Linked DNA regions of Homo sapiens: region 2 is linked to region 1. A link is a loop called in an ENCODE intact Hi-C map of the cell type or tissue named here. Cell type or tissue: gastrocnemius medialis. All regions are shown on one strand. Links, peaks and the distances in the headings refer to the core of each region. The heading gives the core; the rest is flanking DNA. Region 1 holds the start of LOC105375053 (a long non-coding RNA gene). Region 2 holds the start of LOC101929535 (a long non-coding RNA gene).

Region 1 (15,241 bases), core at 4,160-6,659:
TTTTCCTTTTTATGGATTGTGCTTTAGGTCAGGTGTCCCCAATCCCAGAGCCATGGTCCTGTACTGGTAGGAACCCTGCCACTCATCAGGAGGTAAGCATTAGGGCCTGGGCTCCACCTCTGTCAGATCAGTAGGGTCCTTAGATTCTCGTAAGAGCAAAAATCCTAATGTGAACCACACATGCAAGGGATGTAGGTTGCACCCTCCTTGTGATAATCTAATGCCCACCACCCTCCCGCCCTGTGTCTGGGGAATAATTGTCTTCCACAAAACTGGTCCCTGGTGCCAAAAAAGGTTGGGGACTACTGCTTTAGGTGTCAGATACGTAACTCTTCACCTACCCATATGTCCTAAATATTTTTTAATTTTTTTCTAAAAGTATTTTGATTTTATGTTTTACATGTAAGCCCATGATACATATGGAGTCAATTTTTATATAAGGTGTGAAGTTTAGGTTGAAGTACTTATTATTATTGGTTTTTGCCTATGGATGTCAGTTGTTCTAACATCATTTGCTGAAAAGACCGTCTTTCCTCCATTGAACTGCTTTTGCACCTTTGTCAAAAATCAGTTGGGCATATTTGTGTGAGTCTCTTTCTGGGTTCCCTATTCTATTTCATTGGTCTGTGTCTAGCTCTCTGCCAATACTGCACTGTCTTGACTACTGTGGCTAAAGTGTCAGCCTTAACATCATGTAGAGTGATTCCTCTCACTCTGTTCTTTTCAAATTGTTTTAGGTATTCTAGGTCCTTCAACTTTCCATATAGATTTAAAAATAAGCATGTGGATGGGAGAAAAACCTTCCTGGGAATTTGATGGAAATTGCCTTAACCTATAGGTCACTTTGGAGATAACTGACATTTTTACTATGTTAAGTCTTCCAATCCACTCACACGGCATGCCTTTCCATTTACTTAGGGCTACTTTGACTTCTGTCTTCAGCATTTTGCAATTTTCAATGTATAGAATGTTTTGTTAGATTGGTATCCAAATATTTCTTTTAGTTTGCAGCAATTATGAATGGTATTGTGTTTTTAGTTTTTATGTCCACATGCTTGTTTATAAATAAACAGGTGATTGATGTTTGTGTGTTCACCTTGTACCTTGGTGAACTCCCTTATTCTAGGAATTTTTTTTTTTTTTAGATTTCTTGGATTGCCTATGTAGACAACCATGTCATCTACAAATAGGGATGGTTTTATTTATTCCATTCTAATGTACATGTCTTTTGTTTCTTTGTCAAGATTTAATTTTTAAGTTCTATAAGTGTGCTTGGGAACGTGTTGACTTTAAAGAATCGTTTGATGAAAGTCCTATTTTTAACTGGACATATTTGTATTCTATATTTTATAGGATTGAAATTGAGAAAGTGTACAGTTTTAAAGTGTTTAAATTCAATGAAACATTAAAAGGCATTAGACAATTTATTTAACCAATTTTGTCTCTGAAAAATATTTGTTAAAGAAAGGTACTCAAAAGAGATAAAAATAAAGTACGCTTGAAAATGGCTCAGTATTTATATATTTTAATTTCAAAAGTAAAATTTAGAATATCATACATTTAGCAGATATGCTCTGGCCTTACTATTATGACCACCAGAAGAGTTAATTGACCTATTCATTCCAAGTTTATTAATCATAATATGCAACTCTGGATTGCATAATATATTGAAATAAATGAATTATTCAGAAAAATACTCATGACAGATAATGGCTAGGCTGATTAACAGATGTGAATATATACCAAAGATAATTATTCTCCTTGCTATTTTTAAATGTTTAAATGTCAATATAAAGCTTTTATTCTGCTTTAATATAGATAGATTTTATTTTTTAGAAAAGATCTCATTTTTAAAAGCTTAAAGAAGTCCATCTTGGCCGGGTGCGGTGGCTCCCGCCTCTAATCCCAGCACTTTGGGAGCCCAAGGCAGGCGGATCACTAGGTCAAGAGATGGAGACCATCCTGGCTAACATGATGAAATCCCGTCTCTACTAAAAATACAAAAATTAGCTGGGCATGGTGGCACGTGCCTGTAGTCCCAGCTACTTGGGAGGCTGAGGCAGGAGAATGGCGTGAACCCGGGAGGTGGAGCTTGCAGTGAGCCGAGATCGCACCACTGCACTCCAGCCTGGGCGACAGAGTGAGACTCTGTCTCAAAAAAAAAAAAGTTCATCTTTTAGGTACATCAATATAATAAAAATCAATGTTGGTTAATATATTTTAACAATATTATAGAATTTTAACTGTTTAAACATCTCCTTTTCCTCTAAAATAGTGCCCTGGCTTGGACATGAAATTTCATGATCCTCCCCGGTATAACTTAACTTTGAAATCACAGGTATGTTTAGCATTGTGACATTCTGAAATGGAACTGTCGATAGAGGTATAAGAATAAGGAAGTATCTGGTTAGAGACCCCTAGAACACTAAGAGAGTGCAGATCCAGAATCATCATAATTAGGAGAAATTAGGGACACACACATGAGGGAGCAGGCCTGGGATAGTGCTCTTTCGGAACTAAACAAACCTCTGGACCTACATCAGAGAGAGGTATCCTATGGCAGTCCTGGGATTCTGCTTGTTATAGAATAGCATGCTTGTAGAGAATTGAAATACAAGATTGTAAATCCAGGGCAACTAAGAAACAAGTTTATTGAACTGGGTGAAGATGCTGGGAGTTCTAAAATTTGCTTGTGGGCTTTTCTCTTTAGTCACAGCAGTGGCCAGTGCTAACTGGGCATGTACAGTGTCCCAAATGTAACACCAACGATGCTGCACCCATTCCCAGGATGCCCCACAATTATCAGACAGTGCGTGCAAAGGCACGGGCCACAGCATCTACCAGGAGTGTCCTTGAAGGAGTTTATAGAATTCTTTGTTTCTGTGTTCAGCCAATGCAAAAGAAGGGAAGAGCTCACTAGTGCTGAAGGCACTAACTTAGAAGAAAGCAGAGACAGGGAAAGTGTGAAAAAGAAATCTATTCTGTTAAAATTTTAGTTGGCAGATTTGAGAGGTGTATTAGTTTTCTAAGGCTACAGAAACAAAGTACCATAAACTGGGTGGCTTAAAACAGCGTAAATTTACTTTTTCACAGTTCTGGAGGCCAAAAGTCCAAAATCAAAGTGTTGGCAATGATATGCTGTCTCTGAAGCCTCTAGGGGAGGAAGGGTCTTTTCTTGCCTCTTCCAGCTTTTGGTAGCCCCAGGTATTCCTCGGTTTGTGGCCAATCTCTGCCTCTATCTTCACACGGCTGTCTTCCCTCTGTCTCTCTCTCTCTCTTCCTTTCATAAGGACACCAGTCATATTGGATTAAAGGCCTGACCTACTCCAGTATGATCTCATCTTAACATTCATCTTAATGATATCTGTACACTCTATTTTCAAATAAAGTCACATTTACAAGTACCAGGGGTCAGGTTCCATACATCTTTTTGGAGATACAATCCAGCCTGTAACAGGAGGTTTAACAATTCCTATCAAGAATCTTGAAGAGGCTGGGCACAGTGGCTCACACCTGTAATCCCAGCACTTTGGGAGGCCAAGGTGGGTGGATCACCCGAGGTCGGGAGTTCGAGACCAGCCTGGCCAACATGGTGAAACCCCATCTCTACTAAAAATACAAAAATAAGCTGGGTGTCATGGTGCCTGCCTGTAATCCCAGCTACTCAGGTGGCTGAGGCAGGAGAATCGCTTGAAGCTGGGAGGTGGAGATAGCAGTGAGCTGAGATCCTGCCACTGCACTCTGGCCTAGGTGTGACAGAGTGAGACTGTCTCAAAAAAAAAAAAAACAAAAAAACAAAAAAACAAAAAAATAGAATCTTGAAGAAACTCCCTTTTCAGTGAAAGAAAAATGTGTAACACTCAGATTGTGGGTACCTTCAGAAATCTTCAAGAAATGTTATGCAAACATAAGATAAAGAGAAATTTGAAATGTCAGAAAAAGTTCCATGAGTTTGTGCTGTCCAGCAACATTGCAATAAATGATATCTTCAAGGTTTTCCTGGGAGAACCTACCACAAGACAAATTTTCTCATTTCCAGAAGAGATATCTGAGTGATATGTGTAGTCTAATTGAATGGAATACAGATGACCAAAGCTCAGTTAAGATAAAGTGACACTGTGTAGTCACATGTGCCATTTGAAATACTTAATACTATTACTGACCCCAAAGAAAATATAAATGCAAGCCAAGTCACATCTCTGCAGAATCACAAGCATACCGGCCAAGATCTCTTTTCTTTTAGAACATTTCCCCAGGAAACATAAAGTAGTTCATATAAATATGCTGACATCTTTCAACAGCTGGAAGGACTCATTCTGGGTGTTAACACAGCAGGGAACTGGAAGAATCAGAACTGGAAGAAGAAGAAGTGATTGGCATGCTGACACGCTGCTGTAAGAATTGCAGTGGGGAACAATTACATTGCTCAAAGAACACTTCACAATTGGAGGGAAGAGAATTATGTCAGTGCTGAAGGATTTCACAGCTGTACTCCAAAACAAACCTGGAAATGTACATTATAGGTACTGGAAGCAAAAGAGTCTATTATTTTGTCTTCTTTTAGGTAAGTGGTAAAGTGCTGGGAGGTGGCAGAAATGATAATTCTAAAGGGGCAATTCAGCCTCCTTGTCAGACTTGGGTCTTGCTGGTTGTCATTTCCATATGTGTCACTACTTCTTTGGAAAAGCAGGGCTAGGCTTCGTATAGAATATAAGCATGAACCCAGTCTGAAAATTTCTTTTTCATTCTACCCAGAAATGATTCTCTTACTATATTGATTTAGGGCTCAGAAAGTTCCTAACATCAATTTGTAGAGATACTTTTGGTATATAACTGAAGGAACAGTTAAAAAAAATCTGATTTAGAAACACTGGATGGGCAAAACAAATTTAAGACTTTGATTTAAGAAAGCCCCTAGGGTTATTCCAAATTTAAGTAAGGGTGATACACAGAACACAGTAACCTAGTTTACTGCTTTACCTTCCTCCCTGCATGTAGACGGGATTATAAGGTGCATGTGCATCTTGTTTGGGTTATTAAGCCTTTGCTCCTTACCTCCTGACCTCTTCCTATATATCCTGCTGTGTCACACTGCGTTGGGACCTTACCAGGTCCAGCCCTCCTTTGCCAGATCCTTCTCAAATTCTGTCACTAGGGGGCACTAGAGGGAGACTGGAAGGAGGCTCATGCCGTCAGGACGGGCTTATTCTTTTTTTTTTTTTTTTTTTTTTTTTTTTGTACTTTAAGTTCTAGGGCACATGTGCACAACGTGCAGGTTTGATACATAGGTATACATGGGCCATGTTGGTTTGCTGCACCCATCAGCTCATCATTTACGTTAGGTATTTCTCCTAATGCTATCTCTCCCCCAGCTCCTCACCCCACAACAGGCTCCGGTATGTGATGTTCCCCTCCCTGTGTCCAAGTGTTCTCATTGTTCAATTCCCACCTATGAGTGAGAATATGCGGTGTTTGGCTTTCTGTCCTTGTAATAGTTTGCTGAGAATGATGGTTTCCAGCTTCATCCATGTCCCTGCAAAGGACATGAACTCATCCTTTTTTGTGGCTGCATAGTATTCCACGGTGTGTATGTGCCACATTTTCTTTATCCAGTCTATCATTGATGGACGTTTGGGTTGGTTCCAAGTCTTTGCTATTGTGAATAGTGCCGCAATAAACATACGTGTGCATGTGTCTTTATAGTAGCATGATTTATAGTCCTTTGGGTATATACCCAGTAATGGGATTGCTGGGTCAAAAGGTAATTCTAGTTCTAGATCCTTGAGGAATTGCCACACTGTCTTCCACAATGGTTGAGCTAGTTTACACTCCCACCAACAGTGTAAAAGCATTCCTGTTTCTCCACATCCTCTCCAACATCTGTTGTTTCCTGACTTTTTAGTGATTGCCATTCTAACTGGCATGGGATGATACTTCATCGTGGTTTTGATTTGCATTTCTCTGATGACCAGTGATAATGAGCATTTTTTCATGTGTCTGTTGGCTGCATAGATGTCTTCTTTTGAGAAGTGTCTGTTCATATCCTTTGCCCACTTTTTGATGGGGTTGTTTGTTTCTTTCTTGTAACTTTGTTTAAGTTCTTTGTAGATTCTGGATATTAGCCCTTTGTCAGAGGGTAGATTGCAAAAATTTTTCCCATTCTGTAGGTTGAGGAGGGGCTTATTCTTTTCTGTTTTGAGTTTGGTTCCTATAATAAACAGTTGCTTCTCACCCAAGCAACTGTTTGCCCCAAGTGGTGGCAGTTGGTTCCAGTTCTTTTCATACTTCCAGAACTAGACTCACTATGCTCTCTTAGAGCCACCTGCCCAGCCAGTCAGTGCCTGTTACTTTGATGCCTGAGCCTGGCATGCAGGGACCCTCGTCCAAGTCACCCAGACACCATCAACAGCCTCAATGGCATCTGACCCTCTTCAGAGCTGCTGAGACATCAGCACCTTTCCCTGAGCTTCTAAAAACCCCATCCTTGCCCCCTTTATTCTCCTGGCCTGGAGGGTGTCGCTGCAGTGGTCGCCTTTGCCTTTTCAGCTCTCCAGTATCTGTTATCTAATTCCTTTTGTGAAATTTCTTCTGTTAACAAACTGATGCTGAGTCTCTTTTCCTGACCTCATCCTGACTGAAAGGCACCTATATCTTCATACATGCTCTCTGCTTACTGTTTATGTAGCCATGGTGTTCGATGTGTCTGTAGGTCATTTTCTGCCACGTAGAGCAATAAGAATTAGATGGATGCATATGTTTTTGCACAGAGCTTAAATACATCATCATGCAATCTGCTTTGCCTAATCCTCGATCCCTCCCCTTAAATAATGCTCTGGCGTGTTTAAATGCTGCCTGACCTGAGGAATCTTTATGGTGGGTACTCAGTCATTAGCTGAGTCATTATATTATTACATTTCCTGCATGGAGAGTGCAGCAGCAACTTCAGATAACAGCTTTGAAGAATGCTTAGACCATCTTCACTTACTTCTGTCTCTGTCCTAAAACTCAGTGAATTATTGTCTTGGGATAGTTGAAGCTAAATATTTGAGACACAAAAGATTCACTATTAGGTACTAGAGAAAAGCTGCCATAATAAAAGAAAAGGACCACTTTATTAAATACCAACTAGGGCAGATCATTCCTGGGATTAGCATAGTATCATAGGAGATTTGCTCTTCACGCTAGTATCAGACTACTCTGTGATTTAATCCACATAGTTGCAATGTAGGGAGCTGTCAGCCAAGAGTATCTTGGGAACCTTTTATAATGGCTATAAGATGCAGATTTAGGAGTAGTACTCCTTCACATGCATGAATATGAAATATCCAGTGGTCTATTTGAGCAGAAAGTTTTTACTCATAGAAAGAACTTGTGCCATCTCTGAGAGCTTTAATGAAAACAAACCTTATAAACTTGGACAATAAATCATAAACAAACTTTGATCAGGTCTACACGACCACCATTAACAGATTCTTAGAGATTGCAAGCCTTCCAAATCAACACGTAAACAACCCAGAAAAAATCAGTGGGAATCCAGATTAAGCAGATCTTACACGGAAAGCAGACATTGCACTAAACAATTTTTATGCTTAAAAAAGAGAAGGGGTAAATGTAGTCATCAATTGTGAGAATTTTGTAGTTGTTTGAAGCATTATCCTTGGTGTCTCTGGAGTTCCAGAAGAGCTCAAGTGCACAGAAAGATTTCTCCACAGCAACTTGAAATCACAGAGCATTTTACACCAAACTTAGAGATACAGATGTATCAGAATGTAGATGTACCAGAATTTGCAGTAAATGAAAGAAGCATATCTATATAATGTAACTAACCTCTATTTCCTTGTCTTTGACTTCTGAGCTGGTCATTTCTGCCCAGCAGCAATAGATGCATCTGTGACCTTTCTGCCCATTTTCCATGAGAACCAATGCACTCCTCTTGTAAATACTTCCAAGATGAGAGTTGGAGCATGGGTTTGAATAGTAAGCACTAAGCAGTAGGACTCCTGCACTCCCATCACCTCTCTTGATGATGAACTCTCCCGCTCACCAAAGCTTTTCTGGTTCACATCTTGTACCACTGTACATAACTGAAATGTCCCTCGCCTTTCCATTCCCTCTTCACCTCCCATCTCCAGGAGAACAGAAAATTGCTCCACTCAATCCTATAAATCTAAAACATACTTCACAGCTCTTGTTGCAAAGTGTACCACGTGTAATTTATTACCACCACTTGCATGCCTTGAACACTTCTCCCACCTTCCAGAAAGGTTAGAACCTGTCCTGTGGTCTCTTCATCCTGCCAGGTGGGCATCCATAGTCACTTCAATATCCTTGTTAGTGACCTTTCTAGAATCCTGGTTTCCTGTTGCCATGCCTCTTCAACTACTTTCTGCTACCATGGGCAAAACCATAAGCTGGGCCTTGACAGATACCTTCCACACGTCCGAGATCTCAAAACTTAGGCTTCTCTTTTGACCCTAACTCCTGCTCCTTTTATTAATCTCAACTCCAAACTGAACTGCTGCTGAGCTCTTATATACTCTCACTGCAGTGCTGGGCCTCGGCTTCCTCCAAAGTCTCCTTCCAGCTTCATGATGTCCTTACTCCCCTTGCACACCTGACACCACCTCCGTCAGCCATTTCCCTTTGATAGCACAGAGATCCTCTTATCCTTTAAAGGGTCTGGCTCCTGTCCTAGTCTGTTAGGACTGCTATCACAAATTTCAGACTGGATGGCTTATAAAGAGAAATTTATTTAAATATATTATCGCCAAATTTATTTTTAAAAACAAATTTATCGGCTGGGCATGGTGGCTCACACCTGTAATCCCAGCACTTTGGGAGGCTGAGGCGATTGGATCACAAGGTCAGGAGTTCAACACAAGCCTGGCCAACACAGTGAAACCCCATCTCTACTAAAAACACAAAAATTAGCTGGGCGTGGTGGCGCGTGCATGTAATCCCAACTACTTGGGAGGCTGAGGCAGGAGAATCGCTTGAACCTGGGAGGCGGAGGTTGCAGTGAGCCGAGATAACACCACGGCACTCCAGCCTGGGTGACAGAGCCAGACTCCATCTTGAAGCAACAACAACAACAACAACAGCAGCAACAACAACAACAAAAACAAATTTATTTTTCACAGTCCTGGAGGCTGAGAAGCCCAACATCAAGGCTCCGGCAGATTCAATGTCCGCTGAGGGCCCCGTTCTTGGTCCATAGATGGCCTTCTTGCTGCACCCTCACATGGCAGAAGGGGCAAGGCAGCTCTCTGGTGCTTCTTTTATAAGGGCACAAACCCCATTCATGAAAGCTCCACCCTCAAGACCTTGTCGCCTCCCAAAGGCCCTGCCTCCTAATACATCACATTGGGGGACAGGATTTCAACATATGACTTTGGGGGGCACACACACTCAGAGCTCAGCAGCCCCTGATTTGCCAAACCTGAACCCTGGTCATGGGGCACCTTGACCTTCTGGATACTTTCTCAGCCTGGGACCACAATACCCAACATTTTCTGAGAATGGCCCATACAACTTCATTTAGCCGGAAGACACGAATCTGAATGCTGTCCTCTGACCTTTTTAAGCCCTCTTCAAGAGGCTCTAGTCTTTATGCTAAGCTGCAAATGTGCTCTAAGCACCTCCTGCACTGACTACCCTACTCCTTTCCCTTTTTTTCCCCACTCCTGCCTCCACCTTTCTCTGCCCTCCATCTTCAACCCTACTCTGCAGACAGAGGTAATGCCCAATCATCTTAGACCTCTCCAAGTTAATGACTTTAAATTCCCAGCTCGTCAGTTTGGTGGGTCTCTGTACTCTCCTTCACCCTCCTGTCCTGTCGCACAAGAAGAGGAGCTCCTCTTTTGGGCCAGCTTTTTTCCAAGGCTCCTACTTCAGAACACACATCCACATTTTCCTTCCACCTTGGAGCTATTAACAGAGCAGAACCATTCTGCCATCCTCCGCTCATTGAGTTTACCGACATCACACGTGTTAGACAGTTCCATCCCTATGTGGCTACATTTTCTGTGGATCCCTCATACACCCATATTTTACAACTGGTCCTCCACCAGGAAAACTCCTGACCAGGGAATGAAATGATTCTGTCTGCCCCATGCCAGCCACCTTTCTGGCAATGCATAGTTGAGTAAGCAGGCTGCCCTGGTGAAGGGTCTCTTCACTCGCCCTTCAGTGGCAGGTCATTAGGGAGCTCACATTGTCCCCTGGGGCTGATGCAATCTCAGGGACATCAACCCCCGCCCCCGGGGCTGATGTCATCTCCAGGGGCATGCCAAGTGTCAAATCTTGGCAGGAAACCTAGCTTCTAGTGCCAGTCTCAGAAAGCACTAGAATGTGGGTACCATGTTGTCTCGGTTTTTGGTGTTTTGCCTGCCTGGCCCCCTCCCACGTATCACAGGAGCCACCCTGGGGCCTAAGATCCCTGGCAGGGGTCTTGACCTTTGGTCCAGCCTCTGAAAGTCATGATATAGAGTAGGGATTAGCAAACATTTTAGGCTTTGAGGACCAGAGGCAATTGTGTAGGAACTTATATAACAAGAGAAAATGACAACCTCTCCCTGCTTTGTTTGCCTGGTGTGGGCCATCCCAGGGGGTAGGCATACTTTGTGCCCAGTTGCCATGCCAAGAATGTCAGCTAGAGACATTCTTGGAGGAAGAGCACAGGTCCTGGGAGGAGGAATGGCTCTGGAGGGTGGGATCTGAGTGCTACTGGGGCAGAGAGTGAAATTGACCACAGTGGCTGCTTGGCCCCACCTGCAAGACAACATGCCTTGAATTTATTTCTGAGAGTGTATTGACTCCCACCCACTCCTCTTCCTCAAGTCATATAGGCCACATCAGTGTTTGGGACCCTTGGCAGGGCCTTGTGCCTTTGTGACAACTCCAGAGCTCACCATGTCGCCTGATTCTTTGAGGACAATATTGGTTGGCTACCACTCCCCACATCACCTGTCATCAGGGGGTCTTGATTTCTGAGGTCAGCCACTGTAGTCATTGGAACATAGTCACTGCATTAACTTGGCTCTTGCCACAGATATTACCCGGCTGCTTAGCCCCCTTCAAATAACTTTAAATCTCCCCCAAATTAATGGCAACTCCATTGACTCAGACCCTAGGCTTGGGGCCTGGGGCTTTGGTGCCTGTCTCTACACCCATTAGAGAGGAATGTAAGCCTTACCTTGTTTCTTCCCAGAGTGTGTTGACTGTCCAGTCTCCCACATCCCTGGGCTTACCCCAAAACCACAGACCCTTGGCAGGGGGCTGGGCCATCAGGGAAACCCAAGTAGTCATGAGAAAGTAGTCCTCACATTGCCTTGGTTCTTCTTAGAGTTCATTGGCTCCCTGGCCCCTGCATCCTTAACATCACTAGAATCCACCAAGGCCTGGAACTCTTGGCAAGGTGCTGAGTGCCATCCCCAGATGCTATAAGAGCTGCACTATGGGTTGGACATGATGGTTCATGCCTGTATTTCCAGCACTTTGGGAGGCTGAGGCAGGTGGATTACTTGAGGCCAGGAGTTCAAGACCAGCCTGAGCAACATGGTAAAACCCCATCTCTACAAAAAATACAAAAATTATCCACATGTGGTGGGGTGCACCTGTAGTCTCAGCTGCTTGGGGAGACCAAGGTGGGAGGATTGCTTGAGCCCCAGGCTTTGAGGCTGCAGTGAGCTGAGATTGCACCACTGCACTACAGCCTGGGGGACAGAGCGAGGCCCTGTCTTAAAAAAGAAAAAAGAAAAAAGAAAAAAAAAGCTGCACCATGGTATAAGTGGCTAGTGAGCGCTTCAAATGTTGAAATGTGCCTAGTTCAAGTTGAGATGCACCAAGCTACACACCAGACTTTGAAACTTTAGTCCTAAAAAAGAAATGTGAAATATCTCATTAATATGTTTATATTGATTACATGTTGAAAGGATATTATTTTGGCTATATTGGGTTATTCAAATTAATTTCACCTATTTCTTTTTACTTTTTAATGTGGCTACTGAGGCACATGTGTAAAATGACCCACGTGCCTCCGTTGGGCAGGGCTGCATTAGAGGGTCATCGTGGTTTGCCTTGGTGTTTTCCCACACCACTGTGGCCACAGGAGGGACTCACCCTTGGCAGTGACAAAGCATCTGGTGCCAGCCCCACAGCGATGAGGGTGGCCTCTGTGCTGCCTGGGTTCTTAGAATACATGGGCTGAATGGATCGCACGTTGCAAGATTTAGCAAATAAAGATACAGAATGCTCAGTGACATTTAAATTTCAGATAAACAACAAATAATATTTTGTAAGTATGTTTCATGCCATTATTTGTGGTTTATCTAAAGTTCAAATTAGGCTGGGCATTCTGTATTTTATCTGTCAATTCTGTGAGTTGGGCTCCACATTTTCCCCATGTTCTCCTTATTGCTGGGGCCACACCAATGACTCCTTGGAAAGGGGCCTGAACCATGGGTTCCAGCCACAAAAGACCTTGCAGGGAAGCCACTGCATTGCCTTGGAAATTCTCAGAGTATCGTGGCTGCCTGGGCCCCTTCGCCCTAGATCCCTGGGGCCACACCAATACCCCAGAAACAGAGCATTGTTTTCACACTGCCTTGGTTTACCTAAGGTGTATTGGCTGGTCTTACTGGACCCTGCTTCACTGGGTCAGCACTAAAGCCTCAAACCTTGGCAGTAGTAGTTGGCACATTGACTTGATTCTTCTTAGAGGGCATGGCTGCCTGGCCCCCAATTTGCCCACATAACCCACATCCCCAGAGTTACATCAATGCCTCAGCCCCTTGGCAAGGAGCCTGGACCACCAGTACCAGCTGCCGAAGCCATTGAGGCTTGCCTTGGCATGGCCTTTGTGGTTTTCAGTGTGCATTGCCGGCTGGCCTTCACATTCACCTCCTCATGGCCTGCTCCTCCTTCTGGTGCCCTGGATGCCCAACCTTCTCTAAACTCCCACTGTTAAGTTCATGCAGTGCTTTGACCCTTGACAGTTGGCCTGGGCCTCTGCAAGTCTCAAAAGTTAGTAGGAAGTACACACCCCATGTTCTTGATGTCTTTTTTTTTTTTAATTTTTTTTTAGTGTTTATTGATCATTCTTGGGTGTTTCTTGGAGAGGGGGATTTGGCAGGGTCATAGGACAATAGTGGAGGGAATGTCAGCAGATAAACATGTGAACAAAGGTCTCTGGTTTTCCTAGGCAGAGGACCCTGCGGCCCTCCGCAGTGTTTGTGTCCCTGGGTCCTTGAGATTAGGGAGTGGTGATGACTCTTAAGGAGCATGCTGCCTTCAAGCATCTGTTTAACAAAGCACATCTTGCACCGCCCTTAATCCATTTAACCCTGAGTTGACACAGCACATGTTTCAGAGAGCACGGGGTTGGGGGTAAGGTTCTAGATTAACAGCATCCCAAGGCAGAAGAATTTTTCTTAGTACAGAATAAAATGGAGTCTCCTATGTCTACTTCTTTCTACACAGACACAGTAACAATCTGATCTCTCTTTTTTTCCCCACATTTCCCCCTTTTCTATTCGACAAAACCGCCATCGTCATCATGGCCCGTTCTCAATGAGCTGTTGGGTACACCTCCCAGACGGGGTGGCGGCCGGGCAGAGGGGCTCATCACCTCCCAGACATGGCAGCCGGGCAGAGGGGCCCCCCACCCCCAGATGGGGCGGCGGCCAGGCGGAGGCACCCCCCACCTCCCAGACGGGGGATGTCTTTCAAGTATATTATCTTGCCAGTTCCATTGGTCCCCTGTCACTGGGCCACACCAGCACCTCTGCTGCCAGCCCCAGAAAGGACTAGAGGATGATCTTAGTGCCTTAGTTGATTTAGCATGTGCAGGCTTGGCTGTCCAGTGCCCACTTGCCAATGGGCCTTCAGAGAGGAGACACTGTTATCTCCTGAAAAGCACATTGGCTCCTGGCCACCTGTTTCCTACAATGTTGCATCCACAGGGTTGCCTCTTAGACGGGGTGCCTTGGCTATTCCTGGAGCATATCAGCTGCCCAGTGCCCAGCCTGTGTCCTAACATCTCAAGGCCCACCAGGGGCCTAGACCACCAGTCGGCCACAACAGCCTTGGTTCATCTCACAGGGGATCAGCTGCCTAGGCCCTACAATGCTGAAACACTCAGTTGCCTTAGACCCCTTACAGGTGTCCTGAACCCCTAGTATCAGTCCCCAAAGCAAGCATGGGGTGGCCACCCACTGTGACGTTCCTTTCCACCCCTCAGGGTGACACCAGTGCTTTGGAATCTCGGCAGGCAGCTTGTGCCTCTGATTCCTGCCTCAGAAGCCATGCGAAGGTGGTCTCTGGGTCATCTGGTACACTTTCCAGACAGTGGGATACACGGCAGTTAAACCAGTTGATACCAGGATGCCAAGGCCTAACTAGACTGAGGGCCAGACCACCTTCCAGTACAAGGAGCTGGGGGATCTCCTGGCTGCTCCTTCTCTCGTGGACTGTCTCAGTGACTCTCCCAGAGGCTGTACTCTGGTGGTTGAGACCTGGGGTTTCCTGGCCCCTGCAAGCGGGAGACTCGAGGTTTCTGGCACTTGAGGGGTAAGATTAGGGGTCTCTGGCTCCTGAAGGGAGGACGGTGAGGAAGATTTCTAACAAGAGGAAGGGTTTCCTCTTATCCCTCCAATTCTGTGCACTGGCCCTGTCCCAAATGTCTTACCTTACTTGAGGCTTCAGATTATAATGGGATTTTGGCATCAGGCCAGTCAAGTTTCCAGCCTTGTCACTGACAATGGATAACAATGACATGGTCTTTCTGGCCTTGGTTTTTTTTAGAGGTGTAATAGGGTGGTGATTGCCAAGCCTGAAGGCTGGTCAGTCTTCCAAGCTCTTGCATGGCCTGTGTCTTTGTTTTTATGTCAACCCTTGGGCATTGTTTCTGTTGCCTTGTGTTTTTCAGTGTCACTTCTAGTCTTTTCTTTGAATGTGTGATGTGGTGATGTTAAATTAGAGAGAGGAAGTTGGAGGGTGGGTACGTGATAGAGCTCCAGGTAGGAAACACTGCCCACCTTTCCACCATGCCCCTGCTGGGTCACAAGTCAGTTACCAGATCATGGCGCTTTCTGGAAGGCACAGGTCTCATCCTCTGGGCCCCAGCCTTTCCTTCATGGAGGTTGGGTTGAGGGCTATCTCAACCTGTGGAACTTTCTAGAAGGCTCAGCTTTCAGAACCCCTATTGTCTCCCTTCCCATTCAACCTATCATCTTGAAAGGTC
Region 2 (15,241 bases), core at 5,459-7,958, 110 kb after region 1:
GTGGAGCTGGAGGTATAGCAGGCAGTAGTGGGCGTGAGAGGACTCAGCCCCAAGACACTCCAAGAATTGTTTCTACCTCTCTTATCTGGCTCCAGATTCCAAGCCTTCTCTCCATCTGAGCCACCCTATGGGCCAGCTCCACTGGCCCCACTGCATGTTCATGATGCTCATGCCCACCGGGACCTCACCCCCAGACACACACTTATGCCATTAGAATCCCCATTCTATTGCAGGCCCACAGTTCTCCAGGCCACAGCTCTGTCATGAACAGGTGTCAGGGAAGCCATCCTTACAGGCTTGAGACAGGCTTCAAATTCCCTTCTTACTCCCCTCTTTGAAATCCCCTCAAATTCAATGGCAATCTGTCTCCCAGGAACAGACCTAAATTGCATTTTAACCAATTTCTATTCTTTCCCACTTTCTCTTATCCAGTGGGTAGCGGATTGGTCGAGGATGGGGTAAAATTTACTGTTTCATGTTTCCAAAGACCACCTCTGTGAGTTATAGGAAAAGCTGGTGTGATGGTTAACATTAGGTGTCAACATGACTTGGCTAAGGAATGCCCAGATAGCTGGTAAAATGTTCTTTCTGGGTTTGTCGGTGAGGATAAGTCTGGAAGAGATCAGCATTTGAAATGATAGGCCAAGTTAAGAAGATCTGCCCTCCCCAATGCGGATGGGCATCAACCAGTCTATTGATGGTCCAGAGAGGAAAACAAACAAACAAACAAACAAACAAAAAAGGTGGAGGAAGGAAAAGTTTGCTCCCTGTTTGAGCTGGAACATCCATCTTTTCCTGTCCTTGGACTTCAGTGCTCCTGGCTCTTGGGCCTCAGGACTCAGACCAGGATTTATATTATTGTCTCCCTTGGTTCTCAGGCCTTCAGACTTTAAGCCACTCACTTTAAGCCAATGCATTACACCACTGGCTTGCCTGGTTCTCCAGCTTGCAGATGGGCAGACTGTGGGACTTCTTAGACTCCATAATCGTGTGAGCCAATTCCTGTAATAAATCTCTCTATATCTATACCTATCTATACTTCCTATTGATTCTGTTTCTCCAGAGAACATTCACTAACACAGGTGGTATAGATTTTAGAGTTAGAAGTTCAGAACTCAAATCTAGCTTTCCCTACTTAATAACTTTGTGATCTTGGGCAAGTTATTTAATCTCCTGGAACCTCAGTTTCTCTATCTGTCAAACGTGGGCTCAATAATCCCTATCTTACAGAATAATTATTGTATCTATCTTACAGATAATTCCTATTTCAAGGATCCACTTATTAGGAGCAGGCATAGTTAGCAGTCTACCAGCCCAAAAAAACATAGCAGTATTTGGAACAACAAGTAACTTATCATGGATATCAGTTTCACAGTTCACCCTTGAGTTTATTTAGGAGGTTCAAGTGGATTCCAACAGGTCATGGTGACCTATTTATACTGATTTCCGGATGAAATTCAGAATTTGGGTTCCCCTCAAGGAGGAAAACTCTTACAGTTAGTGCTATGCTATTGCTCCAAGGTCTCTGCAGGACTGGGCCTTAGGAACCAGGTGTTAGCCAGCCTGATCACTCACTCTGTTTTGGTTTCTCCCCTTCCCTGTTCCACTGTCCCATTCCTCTTTCAGTGCTTTCTTCACCTCCCAAATAAACGATATTGCACCCACATCATTGCCTCAGGCTCAGCTTCTGCAAGAATCCAAATTGAGATAGCATGATATTGCATAAAGACTCTGGGTTTTAGGATCATGTTCCAATGCTGACATGATTTAGCTGAAGGTTCTTGCCTTATTTCTTAGTCTATTTTCTGCTGCCATAACAGAATACCACAGACTGGGTAACTAAAATAGAAATTTATTTGGCTCATGGCTCTGGAGGCTGGAAAGTCCGAGAGCATGGCACTGGCATCTGGTAAAGGCCTTTGTGGTGTGTCATAACATTGTGGAAGACATCACATGGCAAGAAAGTGTGAGAGTGTATCAAACAGAGGGAGAACATTAGAATAGTGAACCCATCCTTTTTATCAGTAACTCACTGTCACAATAATGGCACTGATACATTCATGAGGGTGGATCTCTCATGGCCCAATCACCTCTTAAGTGACCCACCTCTTAATTCTGTCACAATGGCAATTAAATTTCTTTTCTTTCTTTTTTTTTTTTTGAGGTGGAGTTTTGCTCTTGTTGCCCAGACTGGAGTGCAATGGCACGTTCTCAGTTCACTGCAATCTCTGCCTCCTGGGTTCAAGTGATTCTCCTGCCTCAGCCTCCCAAGTAGCTGGGATTACAGGCATATGCCACCACGCCTGGCTAATTTCGTATTTTTAGTAGAGATGGGGTTTCACCATGTTGGCCAGGCTGGTCTCAAACTCCTGACCTCAGGTGATCCACCTGCCCTGGCATCCCAAAGTGCTGGGATTACGGGTGTGAGCCACTGCACCTGGCCAGGCAATTAAATTTCAATGTGAGTTTTGAAGGAGACATTCAAACCATAGTACTTCATAACCAATTTTGATAATAATTTTCGCATCTATGAATGGGGCTACTAAAAATTCCTTTCCTGCCCATCTTAGAGACTATGTTATGATAAGATTAAATGAGATAATGTGAGTAAAAACAATAACAACAAAAAAGCAAACCATAAATCAATATGTACATGTAAGGAGTTACCATTGTCATTAATATTTGATCTTGTACATTCAACTCTCACCATCAAAAGGCATTTTGGGAGTGGAGATTTCAGGGCCATCTTCCCTGGCACAGATTTGGCTGAGCCTGTCCACCAGCCTCTTTTCGTTCTTTGTGCACCTTTTGCACTGTGATCACTGAGGGCTCCCACTTATTCTTCACCTGGTTCCCTGACTTTGAAGTTATTTAAAGGAACTGTTATTACTGGCTTTGGAGTTCCTCACAAGGGGATTCTCAGATGCTTTTCCTGGATGTTTGACTTCAAATGTACATCTGACCTGCCATGCACTCTTTTCTTGTAATAAATAATTAATAATAAAATATAAATATATAATATAGATTATATACACTTACAGGATGCCTTTCCCTTTACATCTTTACATGACTTCTTTTTCTCTGCTAGTTAGCAATGCAGAGGGTTTTTTTTTTTTTTTCCTTTCCAGAAACCAGTCTTTTTGATCCTCAGCACACATTTTTTCCTGGCTTTCAATGAGGATTTTCTTTATTTTTTTAAAATAGTCTATGGGTTTCTTATGCTTTTAAAAATGTTATTTAAAACTTTCTTTTAACCATTCCTTTTGATTTTTTTTCTTCAACACATGCTCTCATTTTCTATATTTCTGTCTACAAGAAATGAGCAGTGGCATAATGGGTATTTTCGGCTTTCCCACCAGGGGATTAAACTTCAAGGTGCTGTGGTCTGAAGGAGGCAGAGCTTCACCCATAAATGTGTTTTGGCCAGTTCCTGCCTTTCCCTCTAGAAACACCCCTGCCTCTTCCCCACGCTGCAACCAGCAAGCCTCGTGCCTGTGACAGGGCCCTTATCTCCGTCACCACCGGGGACTCGCTGCACAATGCCACTTTATCACTTGCACCAGCTGCCTGAGCTCACTGCACCTCACCCTTAATTAATTACACCCTCTGCCGTAAGGAGCCATCTCCCTCCCGAAGACAGCCTTCAAGACCCGTCAGATGAAGAAGCAAAACCCTTTCATCTTTCCTGATGGCTCCTCTCTTTCTATGTCATTTTTTTCCCCTTCCTGCCAACACTGATTCTTTTGTAAATCTGCTTGTGCTCTTGGTCTAGAGCCATCCACGAGGCCTGGACTCCGCAGTGAAATCAAGCTCCAGGAAGCAGGGTGTGAGGCCCATTAAGTATGGCAGGGAGCAGAGGCAGGGTGTTTGGTCTTACGAGACTCCAGAGGCCAGTATTCAAAAATGGTCAGAGGGCATGGGAGCATGGGGCAAGGTGGTGTATGTGTCCCAGGTGGGGGGCGCAGTGACTGCTGGGGATCAGAGATAGGCTTCAGATATGGTTGTGAAGAATATTCCTCTGTGATATCATGTTTCACTGTTGTGTCATAGACAGTGAGAGACCCTGTCAACAGAGGCACAGGCAGCAATGGGTTCTGCAAATCATGACGCAGACAGCGACACTAACAGTGAGAAGCCTCAGCACAGAGTTGCACAGAGAGACTGCCTCTGCATTTGTGACACTGACAGCACAGACACCATAACTCCAGCCATGACAGGCTCTGCACACAGGGACCCAGGAAGTGAAGGGCACTGCAGACCATACCTCTGACTGTGACAGACCCCGAACATCCACAGAGACAGTAACATCAGCATTGACAGGCTCAGCAAACAGAGAAATAGGGAGGAATGGGCTCTGTCGACATCATAACACCAACAGACACAGGGACAAGTACTGCAAACAGTGACACAAACAGTACTAGCCTCTCCCAATAATACCAAGCTCTGCAAATAAAACTAAACTCCACAGAATGACAAACAGTGCCACGGTCTACAAATGGTGACACAGGCAATGACAAGCTTTGCAAACAGCTCCAAGCTCTGCAAATAATGACACACAGGGCCAAGCTCTGCAAACAGTGAGTGTAGTTGCACCTGGGGCATGGACAGCCAACCAAGGGCCACGCCTGCTTATTTCAAACACTGGCCCTGAGCACACCCACCTGCTATCACTGTCTCTAACACTCCCCATCTCCCTCCCACTCTCTCCACTGCTTCAAGTCTCCTTTCATTTGAAAATCCTTCACTTGACCCACTCTTCTTTCCTCTTATCTGTGGGTGTTCTGCCTTTCAGAGCTAAGCCTTTCCCATGAAGAACCAGGCCTAAGGCCTTCTGGAACCCACCCCCTTGGCACCCTGGGAAGACACGCCCTCCACCAGAACCCTCACCTTCATGCCCTGTGGTTTCTGTAGCTGAGCTGCCCACTCCCCCTCAGATTTCAGACTGACCTTCCTTACCCCTGGCTTCTGGAATCTGCCCCCATCTGCCTGAAATGGGGTGGGGAAGGGAAGGATGATCCCCAGACCATATGAAGCCATGTCTGCTCATCTCTGCTTCCTCCTTCACTATGACCCTGTGAGGTGCAGCGTGTGAGGAGACAGAAGCACACAGAGGAGAATTCACCTGCCAGGGCCATAGAAATCCTGCGCTGCTGTCCAGCACTGGGATTCGTGTCTGCCCAACTCTCAGGTGGATGAGTTACTATTACGGGTGACGTAGCAAAGCAGTTTGGTGTGCAGACCACAGGCAAGAACTGCTTGAATCCTGGCTCTGTGATCTGTGGGAAATATGTAACCTCTCGCCTCCTCAGTTTCCTCATCTGGAAAATGGGGATAATAATTATACTTATCTCAGAGTGTCTGAGTGAGAATTTAATGATACTTAAATGCCTAAAAGGGTTTTTTTGGAAGCTGCAACTGACCTGCTCAGCCCTGCTCTGGTCTCATTTCCTCAGCCTCCCCCCTGTCCCTGCTACTCCACACAGCCTCCTTGCTCTCTTCCAACCAGCTGGACCCCTCCTTGCGTGGGTGATACACGCTGTTCCCTGTGGAGTGAGCTTTCCCAGGTGTCCGCCCAGCTCACCCCTTCCCTCCTGCAGGTCTCCAGGCTCAAGTGTCACCTCCACAGAGAGACTTCCCTGACTGCCCTGGGTAAAGTGGCGCTTTCTCTAGCTCCGGCTCCCCTCAGCCTGCTTTAATTCTTCTTTTGTCACCACCTTTATTGCCGAGTCCTGTAGCCTCTGGGAGGACCGGGAGCTCAGGGGCATGGGTTGCAAATGTAAACAGGGCAATGCGGGGAAGCCAGCATCCGTGGGAGGAGAGGGAGCTGTGCTGTGGCTCCCTGAGGACTTGAAGCCAGGCCAGGAGGATGTCACTGGCTTTTCATAGGGATCCCTCACCTAGGCACGCCTCAGCTGAGGTGGCCTTTCCCCTCCAGCAGCCCTTTGGTAGGAACCGGGAGGCCTGCTGGCAGCAAGGGAGATGACATGCCTGAGCCTTGACACTGACACTTTTCCCCCCAGCAAACAGGCATGAGGGCTGGAAGAGGAGAAAACACAACTGGCTAGGAGAAGGCAACCTTCCCTGCTGTGGTGAGCAACAGTCGTGAGCTGTCAGCTCCTCTGGGACATCCTCTCCCTTTCAGTTCCCTGCCTGCAACACAGTTCTCCCTCTCTCCTGCCAGAGGAGGCTTGGGCTGGCAGAGAGAAGAGAAAGAATAACCAGAGAGGGACCAGGCAGAGGGGAGAAGAATCCAGCATGTGCTGGTGGCTTCGAACTACACTGAGCTCAGACACGCAGGCTCTGAGGCTGGAACAGTGCTTCCCTCTTGAGGCTTCCTCCAGGCAGGGCCCGCAGAAGCTGCCGCTGCACTCTCTGAATTCCAACACTCCAGATGTGCAGGGGGCCAGATGCACAAACCGAAGCCTAGAGCCCTGGGTTGAGATGCCTGGGCAACAGAGAGCAAGGACTCTGCCTCATTATGGGATGCAATAAGCAGGTAACTTCTTTCACTGAAAGACTGGATTCTCCTCCAGGTCTTGAGATGAGATCCTGGGTCTGCAGCAGGTCATCTGAGCATCAAACATAATATTAATCTTCTAGGTATCTTGACTGCTGTGTGCACAAATACTGTGCAGTCAGGAAAATGGCAGCTTAGTTACGTCCCAGTCCTGTTGTTGTGTGGGCTTTGCAGTCCCCTAAGTCCAGGCTTTGGGGGAGCTGCACTGTGCTATCCACAGATCCAGCCTCTTTCTGTCTCCTGTCCCTGCTCCCTGGCTGCACATCCAGGGAATCTTCCTTGAGGTGTGGTGAGTTGCTATACTACTCGTCTAGCATTTCCAGAACATGTTGGAGGGAATCAAAGCCTTCCTATAGAAACTAATGGGGACAGATTTCATACTCTGGAAGAGTGCTTTAAGCAAATGAATAAGCAAATACCAGGACATGGGAAAAAGCTAGAGGAAGCAAGAGATGAACAAAGCCTCTGTTGGATCGTATGGGGACTGGAAAACAGAGGCGTCAAGGCAGACCAGGATCATGGAGGTGACCCACCTGGTGATGCTGGTCCAGGGCACTGTGACTTTGTCAGTGAGAAGGCCTATTCATTCATTCACTGACTTGCCCACTCATTTATTCATTCAACTGAGCACCTGCCACGTGCCAGCATGGGGCAGCCCTGGGCCTTTGGATGAACAAGAGAGACATGAAACTCACAGTCCAATGGGACTGATTTCAAAGACCCCATGTTTCCTTCCGAGTTTGTGTGGTTTCTATATATTCAGCCCATACTGCACACTGTCAGGGCTGCTGATGAGAGAGTGGGCATCAGAGCAGCATGTGGAGTGGAGCTGTGTGGTTGTGGTCAGAGCCAGTAGCAACTAGGGTATTAAGGATTTAGAATGCCAACCCTGCATTCAGTTCTCTTTATAGATCCTTTTGGTCAACTTCATAAAGTCCGGAGTTAGGGAGCCCCTTTAGGTACAGATGTGCTCTTATCCCTGGAATGGGTAGATAGGGCATGGCTGTTATAGTCAGCTCCTGATATCCTAAATGGGCAGGGTCAGGGGGAGGTCCTGAACCCACCCCCTCCCAACAAACACACACACAATATTTACACACACAGACTCATACTGACATATGCAAACACACATATACAATTCACATACACTTATACTCTCACTCAGGGGCATGGGTTGCAACTGTAAACAGGGGAATGCAGGGAAGCCATACATGCACAGACTCATGTAGACACACATACAATTCACACACACATACATGCACACATTCACAGACACAGGACACACAAACATGTTCTGTCTCTTGCTCTCTGTCTTGCTTTATTTTTCTCCTGCAGACTGCTCCTTTCTGTCTGGCAGTGCTGCAGACAGGAGGCTTAAGAGAGTTAGGGTTAGGAGATGTTCTCTCTGGAGTCAGTTAGCCCTCAATCCTCCTGGGCTTTCTGCTGCTGACTAGCTGTGTATCCTTGGCTAATATTTCTGACCCTCATGTACCTGTTCTGATGAGTGAGGATGACATATCCACCGTCAAGATTTAAATGAGAGAAACAAGAACAAGCATGTGAAGTGGACAGGTGTCTGTCTTTGTGGCCAACCTCACTCTCTCCCTGTGTCTGGAGATTTCTCCCTATGTTGGGACCAGAGTGGGTGGCAGAGCCTACCTTCTACTATGGAAGACTTGGCTCTGCCATTCGGATGCACCTGCCCAAGACTCAAGGGGATCCTAAAGAATTATATCTGGTTGCTGCAACCATTTTAAGAGTTCTCAGGACAGCAGTGGCTGTGCTGCTAATTTGGTGGCCAGCATCCAGCTGGCAAGCTCCAGGCCTAGGGCCAGCCCAGCAGCAGTGGTGTTCAAATGTGGACCATTTTTGCAGCAGCATCACTTTGGGTGTTATTCTTGAGTGTGTAGCCCCAAACCTGGTATTTAGGCCCTTTAGAGAGTCTATGAGCAACCAAAGATGTTTTTAGTAAATTATTTTTAGGTTTAAATCAGCCAGAGTTGGTTTCTGTTGCTTGCAGCTCAGAGCCCGGTCTGCTAGAGTGTGTAAAGCATTTGGCCTGGTGCCCAGAACACACATAGCAGGTGCTCAATAAATGTTAGCCATTAGAGATGACATGCACACAGCTTCAGAGATAAATTGGAGAGGGCAGGATGGAGGGAGGGGGCTGTGAGAACAGGATGCAGCTGAAGCCCTCATGGCGGAAGTGATCCAATCTCCCCACCCTCAGTTTCTCCAGCCGCAGGGCCCCAGGAGACAGACGGGAAGCCTCTTTCCCTTTTCACTGGTTCTCTGTCACTTGCCTGCTTCCAGCCCAGTCAGGGTTGGGTTTATTTGCACAGCTCAGATTCCCAGGAGGAGTGGGAGTAGTAGGAAGGGCAGCAGGAGAGGCTGGACAGAAATCCAGATAAAAGGCTTTAAGTGGAAGCCCCATCAGAGCCTGCCAGATTCCCGGTACCAGTTTATTCCCTTTACTCCCCAAGTAAACGTGCCTATATCTGTTGCTTGGCTTCATCGTCTCCATTTCTGCTCAAACAAATCCCAGATCACTGAGCTTCAGAAAAGAAATACAGGAACACCAGGAAGCCCCTGAAGGCAGAGGACACACAGGGAGGACCATCGGCCAGAGCCTGTGGGATTAGTCTTCTGCCCTGCTCCAAAACCCCCTTAGGTACATGGGCCCTTTCTCTAACCCCTACCTTCCTCCATGGGAGATACATATTACCTTTACCCAGAGGGCTACATACAGTTATATGCCTTTTGAACTGCACAGAGGCATCAGCTGAAAGTAAAAGTGGGGTTCCTTGGATCCAGGCTGGGTCCGACTGGGGGAAGGAGCACCTTTGTACCTCCACAAGAGACTACATGCAAGACCATGCTTGTAGCACTATTGAGGGGCTTTGAGAGTTTATCACCATGTTACTAGTTTAATCTGGGAGAATCAGCATCCTCTCATTTTCTGTTATTCAGTGCCATGGTTTGAATGTGTCTTCCAAAGTTCATGTGTTGAAAACTTAATTCCCAATACAACAGTGTTGGGAGGCAGGGCCTAACAAGAGGTGAACAGGCCATCCAATTCTCATGAGTGGATTAATGCCATTATCATGAGAGTAGGCTCATCATAAAAGTGGGTTTGCCCCCCTCTTGCTCTCTTGCCTTTCCACCTTCCACTATAGGATGACACAGCAAGAATGCCCTCACCAGATACAGGTCCTTTAGCCTTGGACTTCCCAGCCTCCAGAACTGTAAGAAATAAATCTGTTCTGTATAAATTACCTAATTTGTGGTATTCTGTTACAATGACACAAAATGGACTAAGACACTCAGAACTATTTCTTAATAATCTCTAGGGGAGAGATTATGGCCTTCAGTTTTCCCAGCTCTCAAGCATGGGGATGTATTTCAGCTCCTGCCTTCCCTCCTCTAGGTCTTTCTGGGGCTGCCATTAATCAGTGGTGACCCCATTTGGTCAGCCGTAGGGACCTCCATGCTCCATTTGGTACTGCTCTGCTTGGCGACATGATGGGGACGGGTTTGTGTCCTTGTCCGGAGTGTCCTCCTCCTCCCCAGGTTCCTCATCAGGTCCACTCTGCAGTACTATGAAGGTGTAGACAGGACACTGTGGGGGCAGGAGCCACATCTTTAAGCACCTTCTCCCAAATGGGATCTGTGCAGACCTTGGGCCCGTGGCATATTTTAGTACTCACTTCCCAAGATGGCAGAACCTGACTAGGTTCCTATTGACACAAGTCTTTCCCTAAAGGGTCAGAGCAGAGAAGGTGGGGAGAAAAGAGGCTGTTCATTCATCAACTCAGTAACTGCTCTCTCTGTTCAAGGGGCAGAAGCTCTTTTCAAATTACATATTTAAAGGTAGTTTCTTCACATGGTTGCCACATCTCCCCAGAGGCCTCTCTCGAGTTTCCTGACCTCCTCCTGCAGTGGCCTCCTCTTTTAAGCCCCCAGGTCATTTTCCCACCTCCTCCATGGAGAGCTGTATCCCTTCCTCCAGAAGGAAGAGGATATCCCATCCCCAGCCTCAGTCTCCCCTTCTGTCTAGCTAACTTAGCTCTGTCCTCAGAACATCTCCTCTGCTCAAGCTATGCCAGTTGAGAGGAGGAAGGGTGCTGTCTGGTTCAGTGAGAGAGGGTGACATGTCTTCTAAGTCTTTTTTTTTTAATTTTATTTTATTTACTTTTTAGAGATAGAGATCTCACTCTCTTACCCAAGCTGGAATGTAGTGGTATGATCATGGCTCACTACAACCTTGACCTCTTGGGCACAAGCAATCCTCCCACCTCAGCCTCCCCCATAGCTGGGACTACAGGGGTATGCCACCAGGCCTGGCTAATTAAAGAAAAAAATCTATGTCTTCCCACCCTTTTTTTCCCCTTGTAACTTATCGATGAATTAAATTCCTGTTCTTTGCAGTTTTCCAGTCCTTGGCTTTTTGTTGCTTGCATCTTTATAGTATGGTAGTCGTTAACATATTTCTCTGTCTTCTGTATTTCTACAAATTAGAATCTGGGTCTATAGGCTTCAGCAGATTCAGCTACCTCCCCCTCCACCTCTTTTTCTTCTGGGATTCCAGGTTAGTCCCACCAGTGAGTGCTATGGCTGATTTCCTCACTAGCTATCAAAAATACAAACATACCCCACTAAGGAAACGTTAGTGGTTTTCTCCCAGGAGAGCAAAGTCCAGCCTCATAAGAACAAAAAATATTTCTCCTGGCAACATGACTTCGATTCTTCTCCTTCTGACCCAGGAGCATTGTGTTCTGGTGCTAAGGAGCACTTGATACCTTCATTAGCCTGACTAACATCCTGCAGGTCACCTGTGGCTATCAGCGCCTCTCTCAGCTCCTGACAAGGTGGCTGCCGCAGTTTAGGTCTCAATGATTTCTACATCTCCCTGCTGACATGGGAGCAGGGGGTGGTGTCAGGCATTTCAGTTTAGCCCCACCATTCTAGGAAGCTATCCTTTTCTCCTCACCCCTAAAATAGGCTTCTTTCCCTAAAGACATATTCTTTTCCCTTCCCAACTCTTTCTTTCTCAATCCATCCAGTTGCCTGAGAAGGCCCAGTGAAGGGATGGGTGGGAAAGTGTATAAGAACTTCATCAGACAAAAAAGCCAAATCCTACAACCAAGGTGTTTATTTGTCACAAGCACGAGGACTAGGAATGAACACAGCCCCAAGAGTTGAGGAAGAGTTTTTTCTACCGCTCCCTGGACCTAAACCTAATCTAACGTGGGTTAGATAATGTTCTACTTTGAGGCAGAAGAAGAGCCTCCATGACATTTTTTTTAAAATCATTTATTTGTTTAAGTCAGAATTTGAATAAGGTCCACACATTTTGAGTGGTTGATATGTCTTTAAGTGTTTATTAATCTATAGTTCCTCCCATCATTTTTTCCCCCTTGCAACTTATGGATGAAATTGGGATGTTTGTGCCACAGTTTTCCATTTTTTGGTCTTTGCTTGTTGCATTCCTTTGGTGTCCTTTAACATGCTCATCTGTCCTCTGTATTTCCTGTAGACTGCAGCTGGACCCATAGGCTTGAGTAGATTCAGCTTTCTCTCTCTCTCTCTCTTTCTCCCTCCCTCCGTCCTTCTTTCTGTTTTTCTTTCTCTTTCTCTCTCCCTCCCTTACTCTCTCCCCCTGATTCTCTCTTGGCAAAACTACTCACTCTCTCATGGGTAGTGGTGTATTCTTAGGTCAAAAGGCACAAAAGTCTGATTGTTTCACTTTTTGTAATGTTAGCAGCTCAATGAGCAATGCCTGAATTCATTAATTCACAGGGGTTGCCAGATGGTGCTTTTTAAATTTTATTATTCTTTTTTCATTTATTAGGTGGATTATTTATTTCTTAGCTGATTACATCCGTCAAGAGAAACTTTCCCAGATCTACTTTGTGGATTCCATGGAATAACATATATTGGAAACCTCCATGACTACCTACTCAGCCAGCACACCCGTGTTTCCAGCACAGGGGCATGGGCTGGGGCTCAATGTCCACCCTGCTCATAAGGCAGGAATCGCCATCCTCCATCACGCCAACTTACTAGTTCAGGTTCAGGGCAGAAAGTGGTCTTTGGCTTGGATCCTGCTCTCAGGGGCTCCGCAGTCTGAGGCACAAATACTATTTTTTTTTTTTAAGTTGTGTGCCTTCTTGCTGCCACAGTGGGTCAGCCACATGGAGGTCTGTTTGCATTACTCGTGGTGGGCATATTGTCTTTATGTTTAACCCCATTTATTCGCTTATTTGCTAAACACAGAAACACACGACCATCTAGTAGCAGAATTTGGAGGTAATGGGGGAGGAAGTGGTGGTGATATCATACCATCAGAAAGCAAGTTACTTAGAATTGGATTTTAAATACCAGTTTTCTTAAGTGCCTCTGTCTGGTCTCCCTGTCCACCACCCCCATGGAACATCCCATCCTCCCAGTGTGCCTTTGAATTACTTCTCTTTGCCTCTCCCTGATCCCTGGCCCCAGCCCTTGTCTCCTGTTCCTGCCCTTTGCTTCCCTCCCGCAGTTTCCCCTAAAACCTCCTGCCTCTGACTTGATGTAGTCTCAGCTTTCAGGGCCTCTCCATTCATACTCACTGTGCTACATCAGGAGATTCTGTTAAACAAAGAGCCATTTGCCTGCAGGGGAATTATGCCCTTCCAGCTGGTAGGATAAAACAGCTATCATCAGTTGGGGTTTTAAATTACTTTATATATTTTTCTTGTAACAATAATGAAGAAAATGAAGCTCAGTTACCTTAAGGACTTTCCAAGGTTTCAAAGGTAGTACGTAAGGCCTGGAGTTGGGATTCAAATATAGATTTTTAAGCTGCAAACCCTAACATATGTCCCTGTCCTCCACTGCTTATCCACCTGTCACAGTAGTTGGTACCTCTCTGCAGGATGAGAACAGATATATAGCTCATCCACGAGTGCTCAGAGAAGGACAGATTTATCTAATGGGAATAGAGGCTCTTATTTCAGCAGTTAAGCTGGACTGTTTATGAGAGCCTTTAAAAGCAAGCTACTTGGGGCATAGTGTGGTGTAGTTAACAGACAAGTTTGTGCTCTGTGAAGTCATGCTGCTTTGGTTCTAATACCAGTTCCACCGATTATTAGCAGTGTGGCCAGAGGCATAGATATTGCTTAGCTTGTTTGTGCCTCAGTGGCATCACAGGGTAATGGAGATTATAATAGTCCCTACCCCATAGGGTTGCTCTGACATAGTGACTTAAATGGTTGCACCATTAGCATTATCTGGGAGTCTGTTAGAAAGGAAAATTCCCAGCCCCCCCGAGTCAGAAACTGGCAGGGCCCAGCAGCAGTCTGTGATTAATACACCCCCTAGACAATGCTGATGCGCATTAGAATTTGAGAGCCATGGGCTTAACACATGGAAATACTTAGCATAACACCTGGGACATAGGAAGTGCTCAGTAAGTGTCAGTAGCTTATTATTATTGTTGTTACTAGCCAGGGCACTCATCACTCTGAGACTCTTCGGTGAGGAAGTTCAGCCCAGCTGCAGAGGCGAAAGGATGGAGTGCTATTCTTGTGCTTAATTGACCATCTGAATTTTCCAAGGACTGGTCTGTCTTGTCTTGTCCACTGCAGAATTGACAACCCCCAGAGCAGTGCTCAGAACATAGTGTAGACTTAGCAGTTACTCACTGTGTGAAAATGACATCTCACTCTGTCTCATCTGTCAGTCTGGCCCTGAGAAGAGGAGGGATGTTAGGAGCTGAGGAGTTGACTTCAGCTCCTGCTGGAAGCACCCCACATCTAGGGAGCATTCTTTGCTCACCTAGGACTTGATTTCATACTCTCTTGTTTCTGTTAGTCAAATAGAGTGTGGTGTATCGGGGTGGGTGGGTAGGAGGTTACCAGGCCCCTGTGTTTATATTACAGTGTATTAATAAGAAAAAGACAATTTCAAGAGAAAAATGAAGAAAAGCCTTGTACATTACTTGAAAATGAATAGCCACATGGCCAATACATATGAAAAGGTGCTCACATCATTAGTCTAAAGGAAAATGTCTGTTAAAACCACAGTGGGATGCCACTACACACTCACCAGGAAGACCAAAGTAAAGGAGATGAAAAATACTGGGTGCTGAGGAAGATGTGGAACAACTGAACTCTTCTATACAGCCGCTGTGATAACACATGGATAAAGCCACTTTGGACAACAGTTTGGAAATATTACCAAAGTATATCCTATGGTCCAATATTTCTACTCCTAGATGTAATACACCAATAGAAGTGTGTCCGCATGATTCTCTGAAAGACAGGTGCTAGAATATTCATAGAAGCGCTATATTTAATAGCACCAAACTGGAAACTACCTGAATAAACGTGTCTGTCAAGAGTAGAATAGAAAAATCAAAAGTGGCATATTCACACAAAAGAATACTACACAGCAGTGAGAATTAATGACCTGCAATTACACTCAACAACATGAAAGAATCACATAAACACACTCGAGCAAAAGAAGCCAGGCATGAAGAATATGTATACATTGTTTGATTCCATTTATATAAAGTTCAGTAACAGACAAAACGAATCTGTGGCATTAGACGGCAGATGGTGGCTCCCCCGGGAGCGTAGTAACTGGAAGGCAGCACAAGGGGGCTTTTTTTTTTTTTTAGACGAAGTCTCGATCTATCACCAGGCTGGAGTGCAGTGGTGCGATCTTGGCTCACTGCAACCTCTG

The links. Peaks named below come from ENCODE experiments on the same cell type or tissue, not always from the same donor. Only the 100,000 strongest peaks of a DNase experiment are listed, where the experiment ranks them.
Region 2: it touches region 1 in a loop (2.9-fold over the local background); 2 of 110 quality-filtered maps call a loop at or near these places.

Annotation. Positions count from the first base shown.
Region 1 is chr6:40,814,406-40,829,646 of GRCh38, reverse strand. It overlaps LOC105375053 (a long non-coding RNA gene), which reads left to right and starts at 4,304. Exons shown (of 3, transcript XR_926790.3): 1 at 4,304-4,564. In gastrocnemius medialis, for the core only: a CTCF peak has its summit at 5,137 (motif pointing right); a DNase peak (open chromatin) is centred at 5,126; H3K27ac peaks cover 550 bases.
Region 2 is chr6:40,704,243-40,719,483 of GRCh38, reverse strand. LOC101929535 (a long non-coding RNA gene) reads left to right here and starts at 4,106. Exons shown (of 3, transcript NR_187731.1): 1 at 4,106-4,577; 2 at 5,086-5,188; 3 at 6,021-6,640. LOC105375052 (a long non-coding RNA gene) reads right to left here and starts at 3,942. Exons shown (of 4, transcript XR_926789.2): 1 at 3,040-3,942. RefSeq lists an enhancer at 5,823-6,324. In gastrocnemius medialis, for the core only: no CTCF peak of the experiment used is centred there; no DNase peak of the experiment used is centred there.